2 separate regions of the Homo sapiens genome follow, and region 1 is linked to region 2. The links are chromatin loops, found by intact Hi-C in ENCODE. Cell type or tissue: A673. All regions are shown on one strand. Links, peaks and the distances in the headings refer to the core of each region. The heading gives the core; the rest is flanking DNA.

Region 1 (8,814 bases), core at 1,501-6,500, 590 kb before region 2:
ACTTACCGAGACATTTGGGGCCTGATCGTTTTCTGGGGAGGGGCTGTCCTGGGCACTGCAGGGGGTTATGCAGTGTCCCCAGCCTCTACGCACTCCATGGCAGGAGCACCCCCTCCCCAGTCGTGACAATCACAAATGTCCCCAGACCTTGTCAGGTGCCCCCCAGGGGGCTGCAGGGTCACCCCCAGTTGTATCCCACTCTGAAGTCCCCTGCCGCAGGCCAGCACCCAGCATCCCAGTCCCCGCGCCCCAGGACTTAGGGAACTGTGTCCGTGGTGGCGGGGGGCGGGGTGGGGGGTGGCAACAGGGATGCTAGTGATGACGGAAAGCGCTTCCTGGAGGAGGCAGCCTGAGGCCCACTGGGCTGGGTGGGGCAGGGAATGGGAGAGGAAGGGCGTGCTGGCTCTGGGGTCTGCTGTGGAGGTAGGGACTTGAGGTGGGGAGGGGGCACCTCGGCAAGGTGAATCCCTGCACTTAATCCCGAGGGTGGGGACGCTGGGGGCGGCAGTGAGGCAGGCTGGGCTTTGCAGAGGCAAATCCATTTATGGAGAAGGGATTAGGATCAGAGAGGGGTTGAGGAGGGCAGGACGAGATGTGGGAGGGATCGAGGCGTGCTGGTCTACGCACTGGGTTGGAGGGAGACTCCTCAGGACGAGGTGTGCAGAGGAGTGTCTGAGTGCCTGCCAGGTTTCTGATCCCTTGCTGAAGAGGGCCCCAGGAGGACAGGTGGGTGGGGAAACTGAGGCCCAGAGGGGGAAGCAGCCATGCCCCACTTCATTCTCTCCTCCACCCCCAGGCAGAACTATGCGCTCCTGTAGGGTTGGGATGGCAGTGCTGGTGGGCAGAGCTTGGGAGAACTGGCAGCTTATCTGGGGAGGGTCGGAGTGGGGCAGTGCCAGGCCATAGGGGGTGGGGGGTAGGGGGCCAGGGACTGCCCTCCCCCACCCACCGCCTCTCCAGCCTGCAGAGTGCAGAGAGCAGCTGGAACTGCCTGCAGGTGCCCCAGCTAGTGGGATGGGGAGGGCTCCCCCAGGGTTGTGGGGGGCGATAACCACCCCCACCCAGGCTCTCTGATAAAAGCAGCCCAGATCGGTGGGGAGGAGGCACATGATACCAGCAGGGTGAGCTGTGGGGGCGGGGGGCACCACCCTGGCTTAGACCATTTCTGGAACAGAGGTTACACAGGCACCAGGGTCCTTGAGGGGGTTGTCCCCTGCCGACCCCCAGGTACCCAGAGTCTGGTGCAGGAGGTCCTGGCCTGGGTTGGGCCTCAGGTGGGCCTCCTTTTATGTAGAAGGGAGTAGTGATAGTTTGGCGGCGGGGTGGGGAGGACAGGAGTATTCAAGATGCTGAGCAAACATTATCTGCCCTTGCTCTTGTTGGAACCAGAGCTTGATCCCCTAGGCCTGCATTCTCCTTTTCCACAGATATGCATTAAGCACCTGCTGTATACCAGGCCTGTGCTGGGCATTGCCGGGGACCCAGCCGTCAATGAAGTGCCTGCCTTCTGCTCCCACTGGAGTGCAGGGGTGCAGATATTACACCCACAAGATGCATGCGTTTTTGGAAGCCTGGTACAAAGACAGAGAAGCTGACCAAGGGTGCTTGGGGGGCACCAGGCCACTGTGAGGGGCACTGCTGCTCAGAGAAGCTCCGGGCAGGATCAGCCATCAGTTTTGACCCTAGGCCAGGGCGGAACTCAGGAAAGCCAAGCGCAGTCTGGGTGCCCAGGCGGGAGCTGCTGGACTACTGCACTAGTCCAGGAGTGAGCTGGGAGGGGCAGGGTGGGGCCTGGACGGATCCCGAAGGTGATGGGATTTGGCTGGCAGGTGGCACGTGGGGAGGTACGGGATTGACACAAGGGTGGGTATGCCTGCCTGCGTGTTTGGCGGGAACAGCAGGGGGTTTGGAAAGGGGAAGTCTACTGGAGGAGTGGGGATGGGGGAGGAAGGAAGCTTTGGCTTTGGGAAGTCAGGGGAGCTAGGGGCAGAGTGGGTGTGGGGGTTGCTATGGCCCAGTAGTATTCGAGACCCCACCCCCAGGCTGGCAGGGCCTCACCACCAGTGTTCCCCCTTTTCTGCAGCGGCTCCCAGAAGCAGCTGCCTATAGGTTCTATAGAACCTGCTCAAGGATCACCTTCAGGAGCTCCTCCCTTCCCTGGGTGGGTAAGAGGCCTCCCCAGCCCCAGCCTTTCCTGGCTCTCCTGGGATGCTTGCTTTGCGGCTGGGGCTGGTCTTCCCCACCTGTGCCCTCCCCTACAGACCCGACCCCACCTGTTAGGTGGACGTGAGTGCCCCGGCAGGCAGCCGGCCACAGCCCCCCTCCCCACCCCAAGGCCCCCCAGACAAGCTCAGGAGGTGAGGCTTCCCTGTCGGAACCAGGGCCCTTGGCACAGTCCCGCAGTCCTGTCTCCAGGCCCCTCCTGTGCCGGCTCAGACGGGGCCGGGCCAGGTTTCCAGGACTTCCTGGACTCCATTTTTCTGAGCCTGCCTGTTTCCGAGGCTGTCCTGAGCTCACCCGGGCCCAGCCTGAGTCAGAGGGTCAAGTCCACCGCGGCCCCGCCCACACTGCCCTCCCGCGTTGTCCCCACCCACCGCATCCTCAGGGCGCTGCGTCTCGGCCAGGTAGCGCGGAGCAGCTGGGTGGCTGTGCACCTGGGGGCCCGGCTGGCTAGGAGCAGCGCGCTCTGGGCCCCCACAAGTTCACCCCACCCTCCTCCCTGCGAGTGGATTGTGTGCGAGGCAGGGCCTGGCATTTCGCAGAGGCGCTTCGCCCAGCGCAGCGTGGGTGGGTAGCCCGTGCACCCCCTGCCCCGCCACCCACGTGCGCATGTGCGCGCCTCAGTCTCCAAGCGCGGGGCGGGGCTGGCAGGCACCCAGGCCGGAGAGGCGACCCTGGCCCGGGCCCCCTGGCCCCGGCGGGAGTGGGACCACGTGAGCGGGGCCGGCTGGGGCTGCGGATGTCCCCGCCGCCGCCGCCGAGCTACGTGCGGCAGCTGTGTTCCCAGCGGCTGCGCGCCCCTGCCCCGGTCGCCCCCCCCACCCCGGCAACCTGCTCCTCCTTGCAAAGTGGAACTGGGGGAGAGGGAGTGGAGACCAGCCCCGCCGCCCTGAAAGGGGAAGTGAACCAACTGACTGTCCGGCACCCAGCCGTGGGATGTTCCCCCTTCCCTCCTGCCGCCTCCCCGCCTGTGCCTTGCAAGATGGCGACACGGCGGCATGTTCCCTGGAGGGGCGCGAGCCCCAATCCCGTGGTCTGCTCCAGCCGCGCTCCCACAGCCAGACCCCGTCCCCAGACTGAGGCCCTTGGGAGCTGTCAGGGCCCAGTGGTTGAGATGGGAGTGGGGTCCCTTCCAGGGCTGCTCTGCGCCTCTTGCTTGGGTTGTAGACGGCCCCCAGCTGGGGCGGACCCGCGACCCCAGCTGCATCCTGGGTTGCTTGGGGGAGACTTGGGGTGTGGAGCAGGCAGCCCCAGGGATTTGAGGCTACTGTTGGTCTTGGTGACAGCTGGTCTCTCCCCCTCTCCAGCTGCCTGGATTCACAACCTCTTGGGGAGGGGGGCTGCTGGTCTCTGTCTGCAGTCTTGTTTTGCTGAGGGTGTCGGGGTGTGGCAGGGAGGAAGGATGAGATGAGAAGGGAAGGTTTTTTCTTCCAGCTCTTCTTGGGTCACGGGTGATCGCTGGTGCCCCTCAGTGGGCAGACCCCTCCACCCTCCCGTGCCCCTCCTCAGCTGGGCTCCCCAGGGCAGCCCCTGATCTTAGAGCAGAGATGTCACTCGGTCACCCTGAGCATGGCCGTGCCCCTCCCGCCGTCTCTGTACCCCTCACCATGGTCCCTGCTGTGGGTCCTTCTAGGCCCCTGGCTGGCTGCAGTTCTTCATGGACCGGTGGGAGTGCTCCCAGGGCCAGAGCAACCTCCAGTGCTGGGCGTGGGCTGCCCAGTTTGTAACCCACCGGGTGACTACCCTCCTGGCCCTGCTGTGGCTTCCTTGAGAATAGGCTTTGGGGCCACTCAGGGGAGTTGGTTCTGACGTCTCTTTTGCTACTCAGGGCTCCAACCAGTGCCACGAGGGGCATGCACATCCGGTCTCCATCCACACAACCCACCCTGGGGTGTCACGGGAATAACGTCCCGGAATGCCAGGGTCCAGGGTACCTGGTGCAGGGCCCGAAAGGGTGGGAGCTTCGGGGATGCAGGGCCCTTTGTCCTGCTTCGGTCCCTGGGTGGAGGTGGACTGACCTGCCCCTCCCCAGTCGTTGGAGACCCCTATCTGCTGGGGAGACGCTGACATCACGATGCCACATGCTGTGGGCGTGAGACCCCGGCTAAAGGAAGGGGTCGGGTGGCACAGTTCTAGAGCAAAGACCCACACCGCCTGGAGGCGCACAGGCAGGCCCAGATGGTGACGGCTGGTTAGGGGCAGGATGGGCGAGGCCCGGCCTTGGCGGTGGGAGGGGACTGTGGAGGAAGTGGCCGGGTGGTGGCCCGCCCCTGCCCAGCGCCATCTGTCCCGTGGGGGTGGGGCGAGTCCAGCCCGCCGGGCCCCGCCCCTTCCCGGGAGACCCCGCCCCCTCCCCTCCCTGTGAGCTTTCCTGCCTGTCTTCCATCTAACCACACCCCGAGATCGGGGCCCAGACTGACTGTGCCTGCGGGTTCCTCCCATGCCCCCTTGCTCGTGGAGGGGCCAGGAGGGTTAGGGAGGTTGCCATGATTGTACCCCCTTAACCCAGCCTTTGCATCCCAGGTGGTCATTTGGAAAAGGAGGGGATCATGCACAGATGGAGGCCCCTGCATGCCCCTGGGTGGGGGGCAGGGACAGCCTGAAGGCCGAGCATGCCTTCTGAGCGTGCCTGTGCCTGGGACAGACACTGGGAGGCCTTTGCTAATCCCTGCCAGGGTCCCGCCTGGGGCCAGAGGCTGCGAGGGCCTGGGGAGCTTCAGCCTTGGGGGTCTGCGGCGGTTACTTACGGTTAACAGATTCTGGGCTCGCCGGAGAGTCCTTTCTAAGAGCTGGTAGGAAATAAGAGGATTATTTATTAGGGTCTCGTGTTGGGCCACCGGGGGGCGGGTAAGGGTTGTATTCTTTGTGCTTCTCCATGTTTTGAACTCACACCAGAGCTCAGCCTCTAAAACGGCACGGGACAAATGCCCGCCACCCTTTGGGATCTGCTGGAACGTGTCTGTCATCTCCCCCCGCCCCCGCTGACCCGCTGTCTGTCTCTGTCTCTCCGTCCAGGGGAACGCCCTTTTGCTTGTGACTGGCAGGGCTGCGACAAGAAGTTCGCCCGCTCCGACGAGCTGGCCCGCCACCACCGGACGCACACGGGCGAGAAGCGCTTCTCCTGCCCTCTGTGCTCCAAGCGCTTCACCCGCAGTGACCACCTGGCCAAGCACGCCCGCCGCCACCCCGGCTTCCACCCGGACCTGCTCCGGCGCCCTGGTGCCCGCAGTACCTCCCCCAGCGACTCGCTGCCCTGCAGCCTGGCCGGGAGCCCTGCGCCCAGCCCCGCGCCCAGCCCAGCCCCCGCAGGCCTGTAGGGCCCTCGTGCAGCCCACCCTGACCGCCAGGATGCTTCTGCCATCCAGGGGTGTAGTGAGGACCCACGGGGAGCCTGGGCCCCTTCCAGCCGTGGGCAAACCCTGAAGACACCCCTGCCCCCCTCCAGAGAGTGAGGAGGGGGCCTGAGACTGGACCTGGGTCTGCCTGACCTCAGAGGTGGCTCTCAGGATGGGTGACGGGGGCTTGTGTCTGTAAATAGCCATGATACTAACTTTCTTCCCATCTGTGCAACGGGGCCCCCCCAGGGCAGCTAGGAGGTCCTCCCCTCTCCTCTCCACCACCCCCTGCTGCCCCCCTCCCGGGGTGGGGTTTGGGGGGGTGGAGTGGACTTCTGGGAGCCGGCCCGGGGAAAGCACCCCCTGCCCCATCCCTGCAGATTGGGATGAAGTGTTCAGACAGCCATAGAGGAGTCGGGGGTTGACACGGCCCCTGCCTCTCCCCACCCCACCCCCACCCCACCGAAAGCCATGGGAGTAGTTCAGGGAAATGGGGGTGCAGCCCAGCCACCCCCCATTCGGGTACTCAATCTCAGGTGTCCACAAGTTCTGCCCACGGTAGGGGCTGCCTGGCCCCCCAGACCTCGGGGGTAGAGCCAGGAGTGGGGCAGCGTTAGGATGCCCGGAGGGGCTCCAGGTGTTGCTTCTGAGACCTGGGATGGGGAGGGAGGGGACCTCTGGGTTCTTCCAAAGAACATTTGACTCAGTGGGGTCGGGAGGGAATCCTGGCTTATTTATTTTCCTCTGTCCTCGGGTGTGGGGGCCCTAGCTCGCCCTCTCTGGGTGGGTGGGTGAGAGAGGCTGCAGGGGAGGCTGGCACCGGGCTTGGGCCTCCAGTCCCTGCCTTGCTGACTTTGGCCGTTGCGGTATCACGTGACAATCAACTCTCCCTTAACGACGACTGCGGCTGTTGGGCTGCGCTGCCCTCCCTGGCCTGCAGGTGGGGCCGTGGAGCCCATGCCCGCCGGGGTTGCAGGCTCTTCCGGGCCTGGGCTGCAGCCTGGCCCGGCCCTGCTTCCCTGGCCTCCCCTCCTTCTCCTGGGTGCTTGGAAGAGGTGGGTCCTGGCCCGTGGTTGAGGTCTTGCCTCGTGGACTGGAAGCAGAGGGCTGGCTGTGCAGCCTCCTGGGGTAGCTCGTTTTTTTTGCACCGGGTAGAATATTTTTTCAGGCACGGATTCCTTTTTTTCTGGGCCCCCATGGGTGGTCCGGCATCCTCAGGGGGTGTGAGTGTGTGTGGGGGGTCTCTGAGCTGAACTTGGGTGGGGTGGGGACTTGTTCCTCGGGGGCCACCTTTGTGTCCTTGTCAGCGGTCGTCCTGCTGTGGCCTGGGTTGCATTTCCTCTTGGGGGGGGTATTGAGGACCCCCAGCCTGGAATGAGAAGGGTCCCCGGTTCCATGTCAGACCCAGAAAGGTGGATCCCCCCACTGTTGGCTGCAGGAGGTTTTTGGTACCCCCTTTTGTTCCAGAACCGTCCTGCCTCTCGCTTGGGGACAGGGGGGCTTTGGATGGCACTGGTGTGCACCTGGACCCAGCCCCGGCCTGGCAGGATCCAGGGATGGGTGCCTGGGATCCTGGGGGGAGGGAGGCAGGGGACGCCCTTCTGGAGCTGGGCTCGGAGGGTCCTGCCCCATCCAGCCCTCGGCTCTCTGTGTTCTCTGTCCCTAGCCTCAAACCCTCTTCTGGCAGCGCTAGTGAGATGCCTTAGTCTGTGGGGGTGGGTGGGGGACTGGGGCCCCGTTTTCCTTTGTGAGTCTTGGTTGGCCCCAGCCCTGGCAGGGGCCTGTCTGGAGCAGGGGTAGGTAGGGCTGTGGGTTCCAGAACTCTATAACTGGGCCCCTCTCCAGTGTCCAGGGGCTTGGAGAGACCTGCGCCCACCCCTCCACTCTCCCAGGAGTCGCTGATCACTGGGACCTGGTTCCAGCCGTTTGCAGGGGAGGCGGCTCCGAGAGGCGTGTGCTTTCCGTGGGTGGCGCCCCTCCCCCGCCCTGCCTGGCCTCATCCTTGTATTTAATTAATTAAACAAGCCCCTTTTTAAACCCTACTCCAGCGTGTGTGTGGTCTCTCCCGTGGCAGTCCCCACCTGTGGGCACGCTCTGAATCCCTCTGTCCCACCCACCAGTGTGGTCCCAAGTTCATCCACCTCGTGGGGAAACCGAGGCAGCGGGCTAGTGAAGGGGGTCTTGGCCAGGCCCCTCTGGCTGAGACACAAAATGCCCTGCCCCTAGCCCTAAGCCCCGCGGAGGGGGCTGCCTGCAGCAGCGCGCGCTGCGCCCGCCGGGTGTCACCCACGCCTGGCGCAGCTGCGCCCCCCGCCCAGCTTCCCGCCCGCCCCGTTGCCTGGCAACCGAGGCACAGTGACAGGGCGCCCGGGGGCGTCCACCGCCCGCCCCTTCCGGTGCCGCAGGGGATGGGGGAGCCTGCGCCCCCGGGGCTGCTCGCCGGCGCGGGACAGGCTCCTCCACGGAGGGTCCCCCGGCCGCCTCCCAGGCTCCTGTGCTCCTGTATTGAGCGCCTACTGTATGCCAGCTCCCCTAGTGGGAATAGGGAAGAGGGGGCGGTGAGAGCTTTGAGGCCCTCCCCAGGAAAAAACCACTGTGGACTCCAGCGCTCCCCAGAGCCTGGAGGCCGGCGGGGCTGGGATGGGGCCGGGCAGGCCACTCCTACACACCTGCTGAGCCCTGGGGCTTCGCCTGCTGCCCGCCCGGGGAAGGGGGTGGTCGGCCTCTCGTATCGCGCGGCCGGCGCCGGCTCACGCCAGACCCCTCCCCAACCTGGGCGGCAAATTCCCGGCTTTACTCGAGGGCAGCCTCCCTCGTGCACCCCCAATCCTGCCCGACCCATCCTCCCATCCTACCGGACGCCCCACAAACATCACTCCCGGGACTCTCGCACCCCTCCAGCTCCTGCCTGGTTTTCTGCCCCTCTGGAGCAAAATGTCTAGAATATGGGGTCTACACTCGCAGCCTCACCCCTCTCTCTGACGGACACACTCGCATTAGGCTTTTAAATTACACGCCCCACCCCCAGCACACACACGTGCCCAGAAGCAGCACCATCCTTTTGGTGCCTTTGGGACCCCGACCCTCCCGGGCGTCCCTCCCACCCGCAGGCTGCTCTTGCCATGCCCCCTCCTCGGTCGAGGGCAGTTCCATCCTGCAAGGCCAAAATCCTTGGGGAGTCACCCTGGACCCCACTGTGTGTCTCACCACCCACATCTGGCCCATCTGAAACCTCCTTGGGCTCTACCTTCAAAATAGA
Region 2 (8,814 bases), core at 1,433-6,432:
CAGAGCCACCACGGTACCCACGGGATCGGTTGTCTGACGACTTGCCTGCCTGGTCTACTCGGATCTGCCGTCCATCTACAGACTGGAGACAGAGGGCGGGACGGGTTAGCAGGTGGGTGCCCCATCCTCGAGACGGGACTCCTGCTCAGCACCCTGATCCTCACCTTCCCATTCATGGCCATCATGGCATCCTTAGCGTCGTCAATGTTCTCAAAGGTGACAAACCCAAATCCCCGAGATCTCTGGGTCTCCCTGTCTTTCACAACCACCACTGTGCAGGGGAGAGAGGTCTGCAGTCAGCACCCAGCTGTACTTCCAGGTAGGAGGAGCACAAGCCCCCCCGCCCAGGGCCGCGGGCCCAGCAGCAGCCTCACCTTCAGAGATCTGTCCGTACTTTGAGAAGACCTGCTCCAGCGACTGCTCATTGGTGTCAAAACTCAGCCCTCCAACAAAAAGTTTGCCTTCATCTGATGCCATGGCGGCCTGTGGCAGACACCAATGAAATCCTCAACAGGGGTCATCTCTCACCACCTCTCCCCGCTTCCTATTTTATGTAAATGACATGTGTTTTTTAGGGGAAATATTAGAAAATCAGATTTTTATTTTTCATTATCTCAAACTCATACCTAGGACTTATTTTTTTGGGGTCGGGGGCAGTGTGTCTAACTGTCACCCAGACTGGAGTGCAGGGGTCACTGCAGCCTCCACCTCCTGGGCTCAAGCAATCCTCCTACCTCAGCCTCCCAAGAAACTGGGACTGTAGGTGTACACCACCACGCCTGGATAATTTTTTTAAATTTGTTTTAGTAGAGATGGGGTCTTGCTCTGTTGCCCAGGCTGGTCTGAAACTCCTGGGCTCAAGCAATCCTCCCACCTTGGCCACCCAAAGTTTTGGGATTACAGGTGTGAGCCACCGCACCCAGCCACCTAGGACTTCTTAATTCAAATAATTTACTCCATCCACCCCCAAGACTGAAGGCAGGCCGCACCCATTTCCACAATGGGTGTCTCCCTTCCCCCACAGCCTTCCAGTTGTGCCCTGGGCAGGACTGCACTCTCAGGTTCTCCTATTTCCGAACGGGTGCCAACTCCTACCCTAACCAACTGACATCTACTTGTTGCTGGACCAGAACGTGCTTCTGCTCACTGTAAAATGCCTCCTGAGACTGGGGGGGGGGCTGGCTGTCAGGGAGGCCGCCCCGTCCTGGGGGGCACCTCAGGGCAGGTACTGACTTCCATAGCCAGGACCTAGGCCGGGAATCGGGAAGGGATGGCCCCGGAAGTGATAAGGCAGGATTTCCAGGCAGGGGAAGTGGCATTTAGGAGAACTGGCTATTTAAGGGGGCGGTCAGTGCTGACACAGACAAAGCATTCACTGGCTGGGAATGGCCGCCACCCAGTGGCTCTGAGAACTAGACTTGGAAGTCTGGCACTGGGAGCTGTGCCAACTTGGACCAAACTTTGGGCGCAAAGCACGACGTGGCAGACGAGGAACCACACTAGAACGGGCCACGCCTACCCAAGATTTACGAGGCCGTCCTTTCCCTCATGCAATCGCAATGGGAAAAGGAGGAAACTAAGGCTCGGTAAGCAAAAGCGTTGGTGTGTGGATACCTCCAGCCCCAAGGCCGGGAAAGCGGCCCTGGAGACCGGGGGCGCCACGTGGCCCCGCCCCCGCCGCGTGCGCATGCGCCCCGCGCGCACCCTGCGCCACTCCATCCGGGAACTCGGCGCTCCCGCCATTTCGCTGGGCACAGCCTCGAGCTCGCGGCCGCCATTTTGCGGCGGCAACCGGGTCGCCGGCGGCCCGGACCGGCGGGGAGAGGCCCTCTGGCCGCTACTCGGCCCAATCTCCCGCTGTCCCTCGCCGCCGGCGGGGCGGACTCCACCCCGGGCCCGCCCCCTCCCAGGGGCGTGCCGCTGCGGCCCCGCCTCGCCTGGCCGCCGCAGGCCGCCCGCCGCCCCGAGCTCCTCGGAGCCGGTGCAGCCAGGGCCCTCACCACTGAGTCGGGCAGGTCCCTGACGCAAGCGGGAAGACAGCGCACCACAACGACCCGAGCCTCCTAACGCGCGAGTGAGGGGGGGGCGTCCCCGAGCCCGGCCTTATATACGCTTCCGCCGGGCCCCGCCCCCTACACATCCTGGGCCAATCAGAGGGCGCGCCTGCGTCTTATATTCATGAGCTGGGGGCCGAGTCTATCTCGGTTCCGCCCCCTCCCGCGGACTGGTGTCGGGCTCGACTATTGGCCGAGACGTTTGCAGTCCGCAGTCCTCCACCCGCGCTCGAGGGGGCGTGACCAGCGCGCGGCGGGGCGGGGCGGGGCTGACCCAGTTACGCGTGCCTGCTCCCTGGCCTGCGGCGGGGAACAAATGGGCCTCTAGCCCCGATTCCCAGGCCTCAGGCCTCATGGGGACTTCTGGGTGTCACTGGGACCCCGACTTTGCCTGTGCTCCAGCAGTCCCGACATAACAACCTAGCCCAGATCCCCTACCCAACCAAGACCCGGCTGTCAGACATCCCAACTTCATCTGAACCCCGACACCTGTCGTGATATTCTTGCCAATACAACCGACGTCCCAGTTTTCCCAGCACCCCAGCACTCCATTCCTGCCATCAACCCCATGCCCACCAAAACCCCAACAGAGACAACCCCATTCATGCGAACCCCAATATTCGCAATCCCAATTCTTCCTACATCGCCACACTTTGGTGCACCCCAACTTTACGCAACCCAGTTTGCCTACAAACTCCAACCCGCACCCAAGCCTAACTCCCACTGGAACCGCGATTATCACGGCTGGGTGCGTGGCCCACACCCCCACACTCGCCTGGCCGGATAGTGTTGTGCGTCCCTGCTGTCGGGTGCAGGCGGACACCCCGAGTCCCCACTGCACCCCAGCACTCCGCCCGGCCCTCGGCCTCCCCTCCCACCGTGCTGCACAGCAACGGCGCACTCGCTCCCCACGCGGGGCCAGGCCCACTCTGCTCCTCCACCCAGGCCTTTTCTCTCCTTCCACAGGCCTCCCCTACTGAGCCTGGTTGGCGGAGGGGAGTCTTAAAGCCGCCGCCATCTGGAGAACCAGCTTTACAAGGACCCTCACTCACTACTCTTCGGCGGCCCCAAAGCCTCTGGGGGGCCCTCTATGGCCACCACTTGCTCCTCGCCCAGGAGTCATCTCATGCCGCCGCCTCCCCCAGCCCTGGTGGAAGAAGCCAGCGCGGACCCCTGCCTCTCTGCCCCAGAAAGTCTTCGGAGGGATGACCCTCTGCTGACAAGCTGGGGGAAGTTGGCGTACAGAGACCCCCGCTTTGCTGCTCATCCCAGGGAAATCCCGGCCCCACTCCTGACCTCAGACTCACTTCCACCCTCAAGTGGATCGAGGTGGGGGTAGCCAGGGGCGCTGTCTCCAGTGACAAGGTCTCTGGGACCCCTCATGGGCTCAAGACCCCCTCCCCCAGGCAGCAGCTGTGTGATTCATCACCACCCCCTCTGCACCTCGGGCCCCCCCACTACAGCCGCCCCACTCCCCGTCAGCGGCAGCCGGCTGCTGCGTCAGCCACTCACGCAGGGTGGTTATTAAAGGAGAGAGACATCAGCACCGAGCTCCCCTGCGCCCGCCGTCCATGCGGGAGGGGCCACCCACCCACTGGAGCCCCAGACGCGGGCGCCACATGCCCAGCCTGGGAGCAATTCAGGCCCATTCTTTCTGATCTGCGCCCCCAGCCCCCAGCCCCAGCAGTCAGCGCGGTGGACGTTCTCTGACCCAGAGCAGCCCTTGTAGGGGGGGAGTTGGAGGGGGTGCCTGGTAGTCACAGCGGCCCCTGCATAATTGCGTAATTCTTGCCGCTCCCCCCAGCCCATCGTTCCCTGGTTCTGTGAGCCTCTGCCTTTTCCTGGTTTTGCGAAGCGCCGTGTTCATTCATTCATTCATTCATTCAGCCAGTGCCTAGTTATTAAGCGCTTACTACGAGCGGGTTCCTGGGTGCGGGCTCCGTGAGTGTCCGCAGCCATCCTGGGTTCCCAGGGTGGCGTTGACACGCACCTGCGCACACCTGCCGCTTTGCATCTGTGCCGAGCACTGTGCACCGGCTTCCAGGTGTGGACCTGTGTCGGTACCTGTGCCTCTGGGGTCAGCTGCGTCTGCGAGCACCCGTGACTCCCAGGTATCTCACCGCGATCCTGTGTCCCCACCGGGGGTCTCAGGCGGCTGGGACCCCTTCATCCACCCCTGCTGGCCACTGACCATGCGGGACCCGACCGGGACGCGCTGCCCGTTGCGGACACCAGGGGGCGCTGCGGCCTCGCTCCGTCCGCGGCGTTTGGCTCGAGCGGCCGGGCTCCCGGTGCCGCCGCTCCACGCAGACGCCTCGCGTGGGAGAGGGGGCCCCGCCGCCCAGCCCTGCGCGGCCACAGCGCACAGTCCTCGAGGGGTCCAATCTCGCGGGGCGAGGACGCAGCCTGCGTGTCGACCCCCAGCCTCCCGCCGCCCCCGCGCCTCGGCCCCAACGGAGGAGCTCAAAATAGCCGCGCCGGGCGGGGGCGAGACTGCTATTCCGGGCCCGACGCGCGGGGCTCGCCCCTGCCCGGCGAGGCGCGGGGATCAGTCAGAGTCCCCGAACCTGCTCCCCGCGCGTCTGTCTTGGGCCCCGTGGGCCCATTCACAAATCCGCCCCCTTTCCAGCCTGCCGTCTCGGAAGGGGCGCGCACCTCCTGCACCCTGATACTCCTCCCGGGCCTCCTCCCCTGCGGGGCGTCGCCATGGAGACGAGGGCGGAGCTCCCTCGCTCCCGCACCGCCCACTCCGCCCTCCCCACGGGGCCCCGCCCGCCGGACGCCAGGTCCTCCCCCGACCCCGACTAATGACCGGGCGGGAGGCGGTAGAGAGCGTCTAGGCCTGCGACGGGCGTGGCCGAGGATGAAAGGCGCGTGGGGGGGACCCCGGGGCCGCATAATTACCGCCTCCTCCTAGCCAGGCGGGGGCCGGGACCGTGCACCTGGCGGCCGCCCCGCGGGGGCGCAGAAATAGGACCGTCCTGGCAGAGGCTGCAGCCGACCCAGCTGGCCCCACTACGCGGGGCCCAGAGCCAGGGTGGGGGATGCAGAGACCGGGCGTGCGGGTTGCCAGGTGTGGCGCACATGTGTGCCCGTGGGCAGAGTACAGAGACACAAGCTTGTGTGGACACGAATGTGTAGCTATGTGCGAGTGCACACGGCGTGGTGAGTGCAGGGACCCCAGGCCGGCCTGCGTCGGTGCGCAGGGCATATAGGGGCGTGCACGCAGTCTTGGAGGTGTGTGCACAGAGCCCCCGGCACCCGCGTGTGTGCAAAGACACAGGAACCCGTCTGCGTGGCGCTGTGTGTGCAACCCAAGGAGGTGGGCGCTTGGACTCCAAAGTGTGCGCTTATCCGGATGTGGATGTGGGGGCAGCCGGGGACAGGGCTGGGTGTGCGTGACTCGGGTGTGCCGGGACCCACAGAGCATATGTGTCCATGCCTGGTGCTGTGACTCATGTCCCTGGGGTGGGCACGCGTGCTGTGTCAGCGGGAGCCGCGCCTCCCAGGGCAGCCCAGAGTTCCAGAAGCCCAGAAGAGGAAGGGTTAAACCTGCCTCTTCCCCCAGCTCCCAGCTGAGTCCAGGGCTGGGATCTCAGGTCCCCTGGGAGGCCCCGCGCGCCCCCCCCCGCCACCCCGCCCCACCCCCGGGCCTGAGATTCAGGGGCTGCTACACAGGAAAGCCGGACTGAGCTGCTCCCCAGCCTCAGTTTCCCTCCTGTTCCTCGGATGCGTTCGCAGGGTGGGTCGGCTTCCCTTCCCTGTGACTCACCCCCTCCCCACAGGCCTGAGTCACAGCTCAGGAATGTGGAGGCTGGGAGGCCCTGTCTACTCCTGCCCCGGCCAGGCCATCCCAGCAGCCCAAAGGCCAGGCCTGGGCCACAGAGGGACATCCCCGGCACACACACCCCGCCACAGGCCACACACAGGTGCACACCCACACCCCTGCTTCGTACCCACTGGACACAAAGTCATACACCATGCACTCGGCATCCGGAGACCCTGCCTGCCACAGGCACACGCAGTAGACAGGCTGGGGACAGGACGGACCCCGACCTGCCCTGGGGTCACACACCTGTTTGCTCTTTCAGTACACAGGATACTGCAGAGACATAGGTGACCCCTTCTGCTGGGGCGCAGACCAGCCAAGCACATGTGGCGGACGTGTAGTGACGTGCACCCATGCGTGTCTGTGACGTGCAGATCAGGTGTCTGTGAAAGGCCCAAGACCCTGCATGGCCCACGGACACCCTAAAGCTGACCGAGGCTTAGGCTCGCCTGCGTGGACGCTGGGGATGCAGCCACCTAGTTTCTGAAACTGGGAAAAGGTCTGGGGGCTCCGGAGCCCCCACCTCCATGCAGCCTCAGATGTTGCTTAGCAACAGATGCGCGCTCTGGGGTAGGCGGATGGATCTCCACCTGGGCCCAGTTCCCTCTCATGGGACTACACGTCCTGTGCCTAACAGAGAGGTCAAAGAGTGGGGATTTCCTGCAAAGCCAACCAGGCTCAGGGTGGCCCTGCCTAGGGTGGGAGGTATCTCCATGGCAACAGTGGAGTGGGACAAGTGGAGAGTATTTCCCCACTCTCCCAGGCAGCTGCAGGGGCTCAGGACCTACGGAGTGCAAGTGAAGACACCTATGTTGCATCTTGCTGGAGAGGCACCTGGCACCTGCCCGCCCCAGCGTGCCTGGAGGGTTCCCACATCCAGACGGACAGACGGGCCAGGGGACACCCGTCCAGGCAGCCATGGCTGCTCAGCCACAGTCCCTGGAGGGTCAGGGGCCCAGCTGTGAGGCAGGCGGTGCCCAAGACGCTCTCTGGACCGCACTGCTTCATCTGAGAGGTGGGCATGCCAGCAGCACCTCCTGGGGTTAGAGGCGCACAGGGAAGACCTGGTAGGAAGTCGGTCAAGGGCAGTTAGCAGCAAAAGACAGCTCCACGCAGCGCCAGGCTTTCCTTGTTGTTTGCTTCCTTGATGTGGCAGTCCACATGGAATCATCCCGTATGCAGGCCGGGAGCGCTGGCTCATGCCTGGAATCCCAGCACTTTCGTTTGAGTCCAGGAGTTTGATACCAGCCGGGGCAACATAGCTAGACCCTGTCTCTACAAAAAAAAAAAAAAAGCAAAATTAGCTGGGCATGGTGGTGCTCACCTGTAGTCCCAGCTACTCAGGAGGCTGAGGCAGGAGGATCGCTTGAGCCCAGGAGTTCCAGCGAGGCTGCAGTGAGCTGTGATGGAGCCACTGCGTTCCAGCCTGGAAAGAGAGTGAGACCCCGTCTCGAAAATACTAATAACTGGGGCCAGGTGTGGTGGCTCACACCTGTAATCCCAGCAATTTGGGAGGCCAATGCGGGTGGATCATTTGAGGGCAGGAGTTTGAGACCAGCCTGACCAACATGGTGAAATCCCTTCTCTACTAAAAATAAATAAAATTGGGCTGGATGCTGTAGCTCACGCCTGTAATCCCAGCACTTTAGGAGGCCGAGACAGGCAGATCACTTGAGATCAGGAGTTCGAGACCTGCCTGGCCAACATGGGGAAAGCCCGTCTCTACTAAAAAAATACAAAAATTAGCCGGGCGTGGTGGCGGGCGCCTGTAATCCCAGCTACTCCAGAGGCTGAGGCAGGAGAATCACTTGAACCCGGGAGGCAGAGGTTGCGGTGAGCCGAGATCGCGCCAATGCACTCCAGCCAGGGCGACAGAGCGAGACTCCGTCTCAAAACAAAAACAAACAAAAATAATAATTGTCCCGTATGCTAACTCTCCTGTTTCATTTGTATTTCCAACATGCACAGAAAGACTTTTGGAAGGCATAGGTTGGGGCTCGCCTGGGAACCCCTCTCCATCCCCCACCCAGACTCCAGCAGGCTGGAGTCAAGCTTGGCTGGGCAGCGGAGGATCACTGGTGCACAGAGGGGTGAGTGGGTGAGTGTCTGTGGCTGGAGGCCCTGGGGGTGTTCCTGCCCCCGCCCAGGCGTGTGTTGGTTGTGGGGGAAGGCTGCTGCCCTCTCTGTATCTGGTCAGGGCCCTCTTTGTATCTGGTGACAGCTGCGGTGTGTGGTGGGACTCTGCAGGCTGGAGTTTTGTTTGGGGAGGCCTTGGCCCAGGCTGAGCAAGGAGGTTCTGTTTGTTTTAGGGTCACACAGTGGATTGAGGTTGGGGACAGGTATATGGGGTGTGTCTGGGGGGGGGGGTTGTGTATCTGGGAGCCTGGCACACCAGCCGCACCCATAAATGCGTGGCCTGTGGAGGGCTGTCCCGGGCGTGCTGGTCGGGGGTGTGGGATGGCTGTGCAGGCCCCTCGTGGGATGGCACCCATTGGTTTTGCTTGCTCTCCCCCAGGGCTGAGTGTGGGTAGCGTCCTGGGTATGGGGCATGTGCCCTCCGTGGAAACCAGCTGTCTCCCTTGCCCCGCTCCACCCACATTCCAGAGGGGTTGGGGGTGCCCTCCCAGGCTCCCGCCCGCTCCTCGACCTCCGACCTCGGCCCAAGCCCACTCTCTCTGCTCTGGCAACCGAGGAGGCAGCTGGCTCCAGGGAGGGACTGCAAGGCGGGGGAGGAAGCTGGAATGTGCCCCGGGGTGAAGGGGGCCCCCAGAGAGGGGGCGGAAGCAGGGGAGGGACGGAGGGGCGGAGATGGTGGTACTGGGTTGGGGAGAGCGCCAGAGATCGGGACAGAAATAGAGAAAGGCAAAAGAAAGAGAAATGGAGGGAGTGAGAACCAGAAAGAGGGTGGAGGCAGGGCCCAGGTGACAGCCT

Evidence for each region. Peaks named below come from ENCODE experiments on the same cell type or tissue, not always from the same donor. Only the 100,000 strongest peaks of a DNase experiment are listed, where the experiment ranks them.
Region 1: it touches region 2 in a loop (8-fold over the local background); 3 of 110 quality-filtered maps call a loop at or near these places.

Annotation. Positions count from the first base shown.
Region 1 is chr19:1,851,182-1,859,995 of GRCh38, reverse strand. KLF16 (KLF transcription factor 16) reads left to right here. Exons shown (of 2, transcript NM_031918.4): 2 at 5,236-7,597. The coding sequence ends at 5,537. Among named protein-coding and RNA genes, the nearest start is that of REXO1, 7.1 kb to the right of the region's middle. RefSeq lists enhancers at 2,536-2,585, 3,966-4,155, 4,372-4,666, 4,385-4,940, 4,941-5,498 and 1 more and silencers at 2,686-3,075, 4,406-4,655. In A673, for the core only: no CTCF peak of the experiment used is centred there; DNase peaks (open chromatin) are centred at 4,565 and 6,485; H3K4me3 peaks cover 1,258 bases; H3K27ac peaks cover 4,029 bases.
Region 2 is chr19:1,262,597-1,271,410 of GRCh38, reverse strand. CIRBP (cold inducible RNA binding protein) reads right to left here and starts at 2,079. Exons shown (of 6, transcript NM_001300829.2): 1 at 2,001-2,079; 2 at 375-483; 3 at 165-271; 4 at 1-82. The coding sequence starts at 477. CIRBP-AS1 (CIRBP antisense RNA 1) reads left to right here and starts at 1,151. Exons shown (of 2, transcript NR_027271.1): 1 at 1,151-1,586; 2 at 3,021-3,940. It overlaps LOC105372236 (a long non-coding RNA gene), which reads left to right and starts at 4,870. Exons shown (of 3, transcript XR_936233.3): 1 at 4,870-6,898; 2 at 7,852-7,981. It also overlaps LOC107985303. RefSeq lists silencers at 1,463-1,772, 1,823-1,982, 2,193-2,402, 4,013-4,062, 4,203-5,092 and enhancers at 7,821-7,870, 7,911-8,000. In A673, for the core only: CTCF peaks have their summits at 4,054 and 4,256 (motif pointing right); DNase peaks (open chromatin) are centred at 1,640, 2,200, 4,780, 5,840 and 4 weaker places; H3K4me3 peaks cover 2,311 bases; H3K27ac peaks cover 4,362 bases.